2 separate regions of the Homo sapiens genome follow, and region 2 is linked to region 1. Evidence: chromatin contacts called from ENCODE Hi-C or POLR2A ChIA-PET data. All regions are on one chromosome and are shown on one strand. The core of a region is the stretch at or near the end of the contact, and the rest is flanking DNA. Distances in the headings are between cores, read along the strand shown. Region 1 overlaps RORA (RAR related orphan receptor A). Region 2 overlaps RORA (RAR related orphan receptor A).

Region 1 (4,966 bases), core at 790-3,289:
ATGTCCAGATTTCCCAGGGTTTTGATGTAGACATAGCCACAAGAAAGAGAGACTTGGTGTCTCTTTCCTATTCAAGATTATTTGATGTGTTTAGATTTATGCCATCACTGATCTGGGGCTCTCAAGAGGACATGACACCAAAAAGAAAGCACTGGGAGTCAATTCAGCTAAGAGGTGGAGTTGGCCCTTCCAGGTCTCCCTCTGAGACTGAACTCCCTGGGTGGCCTCAAGCAATTCACTTACACCTCCACTTCCTCCATCCATAAAAATGGGAATAATTCTTACCTCCCAGGCAGGTGGTGGTAAATGAGTGCTCACAAAGCTCTTTGAAGATGAAAAACCTATATAAATGGGAAGCTTCAGGAAGCTTGCCACATCATTCATGGCAAAGATTGCGATGCTGTGTCCTATTACCCATATCCAGCTATGCCACAAAGAGAATAAAAATTACACAGTACCATAATTCTCATCTGCTAGCTAGACTTACTTAAATGTTTTTTAATCATTGGTTTCCAAGATGCTTTCCCAAGGGACTGATGGGTCCAGATGTTACTATCTTATTCACAACTTAGAAGAAAAAGAGCACTTAGATGGAGAGGTCGCCTCTCTATGCAAAGTCCTTGACCTAGCTTTATCTAGGGCTTGTACGGTCTTGTCGGGGCATCATGGAAATGGCACGATTCCCACTTGTTAACATAATAAACATATATGTCACCCTCTGACAGACATCCCAAGCCTTATTATTAAGTTGACATCTGACTCAAATGAGTCTATCAAATTATAGCCATTAAAAAAAATGTTCTGCATCTTACTAAACAAGCCACTTCTCAAAAACTTCAACTGGATTGTAATTTCTCCGGAAAACTTAATGGCTTTAAAAAAAACATTTTTCAATAAAAAGTGTTGAGTATACCTGCCAAATGCACACACACACACACACACACACACACTCCTCAAACCATCAAGAGATCAAACATTTGTGAACTAAATTTAAAATAAGACAAAATTGAAGTTTTGGAACTTTGACGATTTTTCTTCAGTCTTTTAAAGACTTAGTTGTGTAAGAGTTAAAATACTGCGCCAGAATGTCCCATCTGAATTAAGAGAAAGCTGAGCTGTGTGTGCAGGAAATCTCTGAAGAATAAGGAAGCCAGGCACATCTTCTCATGTGGCTTTCTGTGAATATGCAGGTGGTTCTGACAATGGGAACTGAATATTAATCCTTTGTAATATATTTCCATCCCTACTAGATTAAGCTTTCTAGAGAAACTGACTCACATTCCCTGATGCATATGTATCTCTGCTAAAAGCCAAATCCAAATGAGCACTTTTATCCCTAGACAGGGAAATTCTGTCAAATCAGAGAGGAAACAGATTTTTCATCTAGAAGAACAGTGGGTGGCTTTTTTAGATCCAGTTCTCTCTAGAATTCTCCTATCACATAGTAGTGCACAAACTGTTTAAGGCAGTTGACTCTATACCTTTTTTGGTATCTACCTGGTAACCAGTTTAAACCTTGAGTGAAAGACCTGAACAGCAAGAGAATAAGCTTCCTAATACTTCATCCTACTCATCCAGTGGGTCAGATACTAAATAAGTAAGTTCTCACCCAATAAATGATACCACCAGGATCAGCAATACAATCCTTTTTTTTTTCTTTTTGTTTTTCCTCTCTTTTGCCTTTGTAAACAACAGAACGTATTTGTTGTTAAGGATTTATGGGGTTATGTGATATCAAGGGCTAAGATAAAGGTAATTGGCTATTTAACCAATGGTTCTCAGTTGGCGTAAGGTCCCTCTAAGATTCTAGAATTAACTACATTTTAAAATATAAAGTCCTTGAAGATTTTCTAGGACCCTGGGATCAGTAACATTTAACAAAAGTCCTCTTTCTCTAGAATCTCTCGGGGTGGGTTAAATGTCATTTCATATCAGCAGGAAAGAGAACCCATTTATTTTGCTAAGTGATTAGACTATGCTCAAGGGAAATTCCTAATAACGTTGTTTCCAACAATGGTGTCCCTTACATAATTCTGGATAATACTAGACAAAAAAAGTCATCTGACTCACAGAACTGCATACGTATTTTCTTGCGATCAACCTCACTCTAGATACCAATTCCTTTTTTTCTCCTTAACAGGAACAATTACGCTACATTTAGGTGAAATCCTCCTTACAGCTGAGAGCACTGGGGTCAACTCTTTGCTTTCATTGCTCAAGGTCTGTTTTTCACAACAGAAAAGAACATCTTTAAAACCATACCAAATCTGGTGATCTAGTTTCTGCTCAACCGAAAACATCAGAATTACACTTACTGCATTTTATGAAACAATCTTACTTTAACCAATTACCCCCAACATTCTCACACCTAAGCCTACGAGAAAACCACTCCACTTTGCAGCTGTCTTAACTTCACACCAAATTTCACATAACCCCACAAATTCTTAACAACCATTGATTACTAATTCCACCTGCACAATTTCCATGACCCCCCCCCCCCAAAACTGTGCGGTCACAAAACCCAGCTGCATGAAGTAAGATGTGCAGAAATGGGTCAAAATAACAAGAATCCAGATTAAGTCATAAAAGCTTACCAGGCAAAGGAACCCATCATTTCTTTCCATGAGCTCCGATGGCATTCTGAAGATCTGCTACTGCTCATTGAATAGATGTCACTCAAGAAATATTCCCCAACTAAATAAACTGGATTCATGGTAAAAGATTGGAAATAACTTAGAACATTAAACCTTGAAAATGCATTTACATCCCTCTATAGCAAGCCCAGAACACTAAAAAGACAACATATTTATAGTCACAGGAACATGGTGTCATGACACCAAAACTTCCTTGGTCCACAGATCATTTTAGTGGGTGAGGACTGTTAAGAGAATTAGCCCACAGCCTGTATTTCTGCTCCACCTCTGTGCTGTTTTCCATTTCAAAAAAGTGTCCTTAGAATTAATAAGAGGATGAAGCTTTGGATGAGAGATGAGGGAAGGATCCGGTTTTTATTAAAAATCACAGGCAAATTATTTAGGCTTGCCAGAAGCGGAAGTGTAAATGTTTTCATATTAACCACTTTAAGATTGTAAGATCTTGAAGAATTAGAACTCCTAGAAATTCAACTAGTTCCTTCACCTCCAGTTTCCAGGACATGGTCATTAACATCTAAACAAAAAATATGGCAAGTTCTAAGCCTTTCAAATACATCACAGATGTATTTCTGAACTGTGGCTCAATGGTATTTCAAAAAATTCTCTTTTGTAATGCTTTTCTAAGACAACCAGTTCAGCCAGGCATACTAATGACCAAACAACGTGAGGACTTGTTTCTGACTTTCCCTAAATGCATGGTCTTTAAACTTGCTGATTAAAGAAACATTTCCATTCTTAATTACAACATATAAGCTCAACCTGAGAATGGATAGCAATATTTGTGGATAGCTGAAGCACAGTTATTTCTGTGCCTATTCCCAAGGGGAAGTGGCAGGAGCTGGTGGCTATTTCTTAGTAGGAAAGGGAAATACAGAAAGAGGCAGCAGAGCTTTGGGGATTTAAGTAGTTGCGAGACATAAGGAGAAGAAATGCTCTGGACTAAGCTAAGAGATTGTCAGATTTATTTTAAGAAGGTCTGACATCTGAGCATCAATGCACACACTATAACACCTCATAAATGTCATTTTTTTCCCCAAGAAAACGAAATGTATAGCCTGTGTATTTATCTTGAAGCCACTTATTTTTATGTAAGTCATGCACTAGAGGCAAAGTAAGAACACAACAGCCATGTAAAGATATCAAAACGAGGCCCGCACCACTGTCCTTCCTATTCCATTTTCAGTTTCTGCTCCTCTAGTCCAAGGTGCTTCTTTTGCCTACAGAGACAAACATTTCAGATGACATTCTATGACTGTCCTGAAAACACTGCTATCAGCTATCCACTGTTTGGCAATGTGTGTCTCTGTCACTTAAGATAGCTTGAGTGAGTGAGTGTGACATTATCACTGCAATAAGTGAATCTTTCTAATTTGCAGTAAAAGTATACCATTCACACACTTTGGTACTTCAGTACGGCAAGGTTTTGAAATCCATTTCACAAGTGGTGGCAGCACATTTCACATCGGATGGAAACACACTCTGATTGCTAACAGCTGCTGTGGGCACAGCTTACTGTCAAAGCCAGAGCTCAGAATAGCAGGTCCTTTTTAATGCCAATAGCTGCTACCATCTTAAATGGTAACACAGGCACACACACACCACACATACACACACATACCACACATGCACACCGTATGCTCACATGTACCACACATACGTACACTACACACATATACCATGCTCACACACACCACAGATGCACACCTCACAGCACAGCACACAGGCACACCTCACACACACGGCACACAGGCGCACCTCACACGGCACACAGGCACATCTCACACATGGCACACATGCACACCTCACACAGATGGCACACATGCACACCTCACACACACGGCACGCATGCACACCTCACACACACGGCACGCATGCACACCTCACACACGGCACACATGCACACCTCACACACGACACACGGGCACACCTCACACACATGGCACACGGGCACACCTCCCACACACGGCACACGGGCACACCTCCCACACACGGCACACAGGCACACCTCAAACGACACACGGGCACACCTCACACACAAGTCTATTCAGCTGCAAGTCCTGCCTCCACTTGCTGAGAACCTGCATGACTGGGCACCAAGGATACGGCACACACACGCACCCACCCCACATACATACAGTCCACACACACACAACACATATACACCACACGCACCACAGATGCACACCACACATGCCACACACACATACACTGCACACGCACCCTACACACACCCCCCACATGCTTACACATACACCTCACCCCCCACCCCCAACATGTGGGCCTACACACGAGTCCATCCAGCTGCATGTCCT
Region 2 (4,966 bases), core at 894-3,393, 44 kb after region 1:
TTGGGTTCCTGGCTTGGAATATTTGGTAAAGAATAAAATTACTGTGGTACGCAATGGTTAAGGCTACTCCATGGTTTCCATTTTTAAACAACTGCCCCCGCCCCTTGGTTTTAAATCAACCATCAAAAACGGAAAAAGCTTTAGGCTACAATTTGATAAATAAGGTATGACTGTAATTTACTAGAACTAAATCTGGGCATATTTATTATTAATATTAATGAAAACTTGCTTGTTCTTAAATTTATTTAAATAGCATAAAGTAATTACCTCTTTCTGTCTTAAATTTTCACTTCCAAAAGGAACTGATTAGCTGATAGAAGGACCTATAGCAATTAAGGGTAGAGACAGGGAATAAGGAAAGTAGGAGGCATTTGTTTGCCTCTCCCAAGTCTCAAACAAGAAACTAGAGCATGTTTCTGTTTTAATAGAAACACTTTCATAGAACGGTAGAGATGGAAAAGATCTTGGTGACTACCAAGTCCAACCCTTTAACTTTAAAAACAGGGAAAGTGAACAACTGAGGTTTAACCTGACAATTATTGCATCGCAGATCTGGGACAATAACCCATATCTTCATCTTCCCCCACCCTATGTAGGGGGGTTTCCACTACTCAACATTGTTTTGCTACACTGCGGACAGGGTGACTCATGTACAAAGTGAGGGTGTTGGGCTTCAGAGGTTTCTCAACCAGAATTATCTGAGTTATCTTTAAAAATGTAGCAATACTTGAGCTCTACACCTTGGGACCAGTAAAATCAGAAATCTGTAAGAGCACAGCCTGGGCTTATATATCTTTTAAAAACTCTTTAGATAGATTAATACGCAGACCAGGTTGGGAGCAGATGACCTGTGAGGTCTATTGCAAAATGTTCACCATCAGTTGGGAAAATTTTTTGATTCAGTTCCCTGATGTTGACCCATGAGGCCATAAGCATTTCTAAACCATTATACTGTTTTTACATTGGCCTAGCTGTTGTTATTATCTGCATTTATCTAGTTCATTGATATGTTTACTTAAGTATTACCTACCTCTCCCACCAGAATGTACACTCACAGAGACCAGAGACTGACATGATCACTGCTGTCCCCTCGGCCGCCAGCATCACATCTGCCACAATAATGAGATAGATACTACACCAGCATTTTCAAAAGAAAAAGGGGGCTGGTGTCGCAGTGTGGAAGCAGGCAGGTAGTCCTTCTCCACACCAGCCAGAGGAAGTCTACTTTCATCTATCCCACCAGACTAGAATCTAAGCTGCACGAAGGCAGCATTTGGTCTCCCCTGTTTGGATGTCACCTCCAGAGCCTGGACACTGGCAGATACACACCAGATGCTCAGTGCCTGAGAAAGGCCATGTGCTAAACAGGAAGCACTGATCAGCTTCCAGGGCACTGAAACCTTTACTTTGTCGCTGAATAAAGCAACCTTGAAAAGACATCACTGTTTCCACTGAGTTGGCCTTGACTTCTGCAGTAAGACTCTTAGCCTGCTCCTGCTAAGTGGTCACAGTATTGGCAAGACCCAGCCCAGGCACACAGTGAAGGCTAAAATACATTGTGTCTATGTCACATGCAGAGGCTGGGGCTTCTGGACAAGGCTTTATGACGAAAAGGAGTACAGTATTTGAAAAGTCTCACAGCAGCCTCCAGCACCAAAACAGCCTCAGGGTTCTCTCCTGTTTGGGCCACTTGGGGTAAGAGATTTGAGGGAACAGTCTGCCCACTTGCTTCTGCATGCTGGTTGATAGCAAGGCCAAAGTTAACAGAAAAATATTTCAAGTGTGTTAATAACAATGCCAGAAATTGCTCACATCTGGCACCTCTTCCATGCTGAAGGGAGTGAACTAAAGAGAAGTGAATGGTTACCTTAATATAATTTACCTTTCTGAGATTCCCTTTCCTCGTGAGTAAGAGGAAAGGGTTAGCCCCGAGCAGTGGTTCCCAAACCTGTCTTATCCTCACAAGAGGATCTTTTACAAAAGAAGATTCCTTGGCCTCCCCTCCTAGGCTTTTGGAAGCAGGATCTGTGCAGGTGTTGCTGGAGAAAGGCATTTATTTTTTAAATGCTTCCCAGATGACTGTGAAGATCAATGACATTTGGGAACCACTAGAGGACTGGAGGACTCTGCGGTCCACCTGGCTCTGACAGGCTAGAACAGAGAGCTTCACAAAGTGAGGCCTAAGGACCAGTTGCATCAGAAACATCTGAGATGCTGTGTAAATACATGCCTTCGTGGGCCTCACCCCAGACTGACAGAATCAAACTCTGTGTGAGACCCAGGGATCCGCCTTCTTAAGACTCTCTGGAGTATGGGTTCTACTCTACAGTTTCAGAACCACTGTTTCAGGCAGGATTTTAGAGCTAACTTATGGCTTATGTGGAAGCAAATCATGTTCATCCATAAGTATAGGGTTTGACTTTATCCAGTTACATTAACATTTCATTGCATTGTTTGGCATGTCACAGAAATCTCCTTTGTTTTAAATGGCATGTAGCTTATAGCAAATGCAAATGTGTAAGTCCAACAGCCATAAAGCAGCCTTCTCTGACTAAGTGTGGCTGCCAACTTCTCAGTGCATTTTTTAAATGCTGATTCATGGCTTAAGACACTTGATTGGGAGGAAGGTGTCTCAGCTCCTATTATAAAAGCACAAAGGTGGTACCTGAATTACCTAGCACACAATAGGCACTTAAGTATTTGCTGAAACAAATTTATTTACTTATTTTCACCCACTGTTCTACAGAAGATTTGAAGTGAGATGAACAAATAAAAAGAAGGAGAAAAAAAACCTTTCCAACAACCGAAAAATGAAAATAACATTCTGTGAAAAAGAGAATACTTCTCATGTGGTGAAAAAAAATCACACTTCTGGGTGGCGCAGTTTGTAAAACGGTTGGCTTCAATAACTGATCTGAAACTTAACCACAAGTCTTCACTTCTGAACCACTGCCTTATTTCTATGATAGAAAGGTTTAAACAGCAGTTTTTCCTTGCTTTTTATTTTTTTTCTTCTTTTTCATGAAACGCTGCAATTTCATCTTTCTAATAGGAACACGTAAGCACTATTATCCTTTACAAGCCTGGTGATTATTTGTCATTATTATTACCCTGGTTATTCTAGCTCAGATCAGCTTTGACTTCTTCAGCAATGCAAAATTCATATAAACGTGCATTCTTATACCTCTGTGTAGCACCAGGAACAAATAACATTTAAGCAAATAGGAAGATCTATATTCATTCCTCAGATTCCGACACAGAAATCAGATTGTTTTACCATTGTTTCACACTTGTTATAACACCAAAATCCAAATCCACAATCCACTTGTATTATCTATTTATCCTAAAAAATATGCAAATGAATGCTTGTCGCTACCTCATGCAGAGTTTCTGACATATCCTCTATCTTATTTTTTAGGCAAACTGTATATACTTAAGTGAACCAAATGATCTAACCATAAATCTTCAGAAACCAAGGGGTTAATAGTTTTTTTCATCCATGTTTAAAATTGTTTTATTACCCCCCAAAAGCTACTGTAGTTTACTTTTTTACTAAATGTTTATCATTTTTGAAAAAGAAAAGCTCTAGATTTAAAAAGGGGAAACGCTGAATTTAGCTCATCAAATGACGACCTCTTTTTAAAAGATATTCAAGGGTTGGGAATTAGAATGGAGTTTGAAACTTAAAAAAATACGAGGATTACTAAAAATGTCATAACAATTGTTGACTCACAAACCAAATTTCACTTAAATTTAATATTGAGCCAAACAGCAAATAAATCAGCTTTAAGTTAAAAATTTTTTTTCCTTTACTTCCTGCCAAGCAAACTTTTAAAATTCAGTATCCCTTCCACAGTTACATTTCTGATAACCATGAAGAACAACGAGTTAAACTTTTGAATCTGGAATAGAAATGTCTCATTCCAATTAAGAAAATAACTACAACCTTTGACCTTCCCACTAGCCTGATGGGAAATTCACTGGCACCATTATGGGTTTAGCCGTCCATGTGCAAGTAACCACTAGAGGGCAGCCTTATCTCATATCTGACATGCGGCAGAAAAATACCTGAAATGCTTCTAATGTTCCTTTAATTATTTTTGTAGTATCTTTGATTTTCCTGGATACTTAATAATCAACTTCAAATGGAACTAAAAGTATTCCTAAACAGTTCAAAAGTCCACTTTCACAAACAATGATATCACAAAGACTGGTGGTGAGAGGTGCTAGAGATACAGCTAGCTGATGTTATCTTTAAAATTTTAAAACAAAAGTTTTTCATCTTTAAGTCATGGCTGCCTCTTTACTATGTGCTGGGTTAAGTGCCAAGTCAATTATATCACAACTGGCACTTGGGGTCCATCTTTGGCATTAAAATTTCAAGTGGTTCTAGGCAAACTGAAGTGTGTTTGAGGAAGAAACTGACCAAGATTGTGGGAAGGCAGAACCACACTTACAGCAAAAAGGACTGGAGAGGGACAGCAGATATTACGTATTAGAGGGGTGTGTGTGTGTGTGTGCGTGTGCATGTGTGTGTTACAGTACTAGTCTTCAAATGACTTACAGTCTTTCATTTGAAAGATGGATTAAATGTGTTCTGCACAGCCCCAAAGGAAAGGATCAGAATTAAGGGATTAAAAGTACAAAGGAGAGAGTTATGCTTGATATAAAAAGACTTTTCTAATTCAAGATGGAGTAACCTACCTTTAAAGATAGTGAGTTCCCCATCGTTGGAGGTGTTCCAGCATAACCAGATAACTACTTGGCAGAAATATTGTGGGCAGGGTCCAAATCCCAGTGAGACATTCATCTGAGTGACTTTAAAGGTTTCGTCTGAGACTGAAATAATCCTTATTTGCTTTCAGACAAACACACCTTAATCCAGCAGTCATTAAGGCCATTCCCCACTAAGTGAGAAATGAGATTTTTCAGATCTACTTGAAAACTTTTAGACTTCACGTGATTT

What was found. A loop is a pair of places that touch in the nucleus more often than their neighbours do. ChIA-PET counts read pairs that join two places held with the same protein, here RNA polymerase II (POLR2A). Pooled maps may share reads with other maps.
Region 2: a map of natural killer cell shows a loop between it and region 1 (5-fold over the local background). The contact joins two enhancer-like sites. A Hi-C loop is called at or near these places in 11 of 168 maps with a recorded cell type or tissue (CD4-positive, alpha-beta T cell, CD4-positive, alpha-beta memory T cell, CD8-positive, alpha-beta T cell and 5 more), 18 of 37 single-sample maps with no recorded cell type and 17 of 50 pooled maps. POLR2A ChIA-PET finds 5 or more read pairs at or near these places in 23 of 52 experiments (B cell, CD4-positive, alpha-beta T cell, CD4-positive, alpha-beta memory T cell and 13 more).

The regions. Positions count from the first base shown.
Region 1 is chr15:60,538,077-60,543,042 of GRCh38, forward strand. All of the region lies in intron 2 of RORA (RAR related orphan receptor A), which reads right to left. All of the region lies in intron 3 of RORA-AS1 (RORA antisense RNA 1), which reads left to right. Among named protein-coding and RNA genes, the nearest start is that of RORA-AS1, 61 kb to the left of the region's middle. Within about 2 kb of position 2,040, at least 3 of the 41 ENCODE cell types and tissues checked have a DNase peak (open chromatin) inside an H3K27ac peak, as active enhancers do; they include CD4-positive, alpha-beta T cell, CD8-positive, alpha-beta T cell and natural killer cell, where a contact is called at or near this core.
Region 2 is chr15:60,581,953-60,586,918 of GRCh38, forward strand. The region is part of intron 2 of RORA (RAR related orphan receptor A); the gene reads right to left. The region is part of intron 3 of RORA-AS1 (RORA antisense RNA 1); the gene reads left to right. Among named protein-coding and RNA genes, the nearest start is that of RORA-AS2, 97 kb to the right of the region's middle. RefSeq lists an enhancer at 3,087-3,136. Within about 2 kb of position 2,144, at least 5 of the 41 ENCODE cell types and tissues checked have a DNase peak (open chromatin) inside an H3K27ac peak, as active enhancers do; they include CD4-positive, alpha-beta T cell, CD8-positive, alpha-beta T cell and natural killer cell, where a contact is called at or near this core.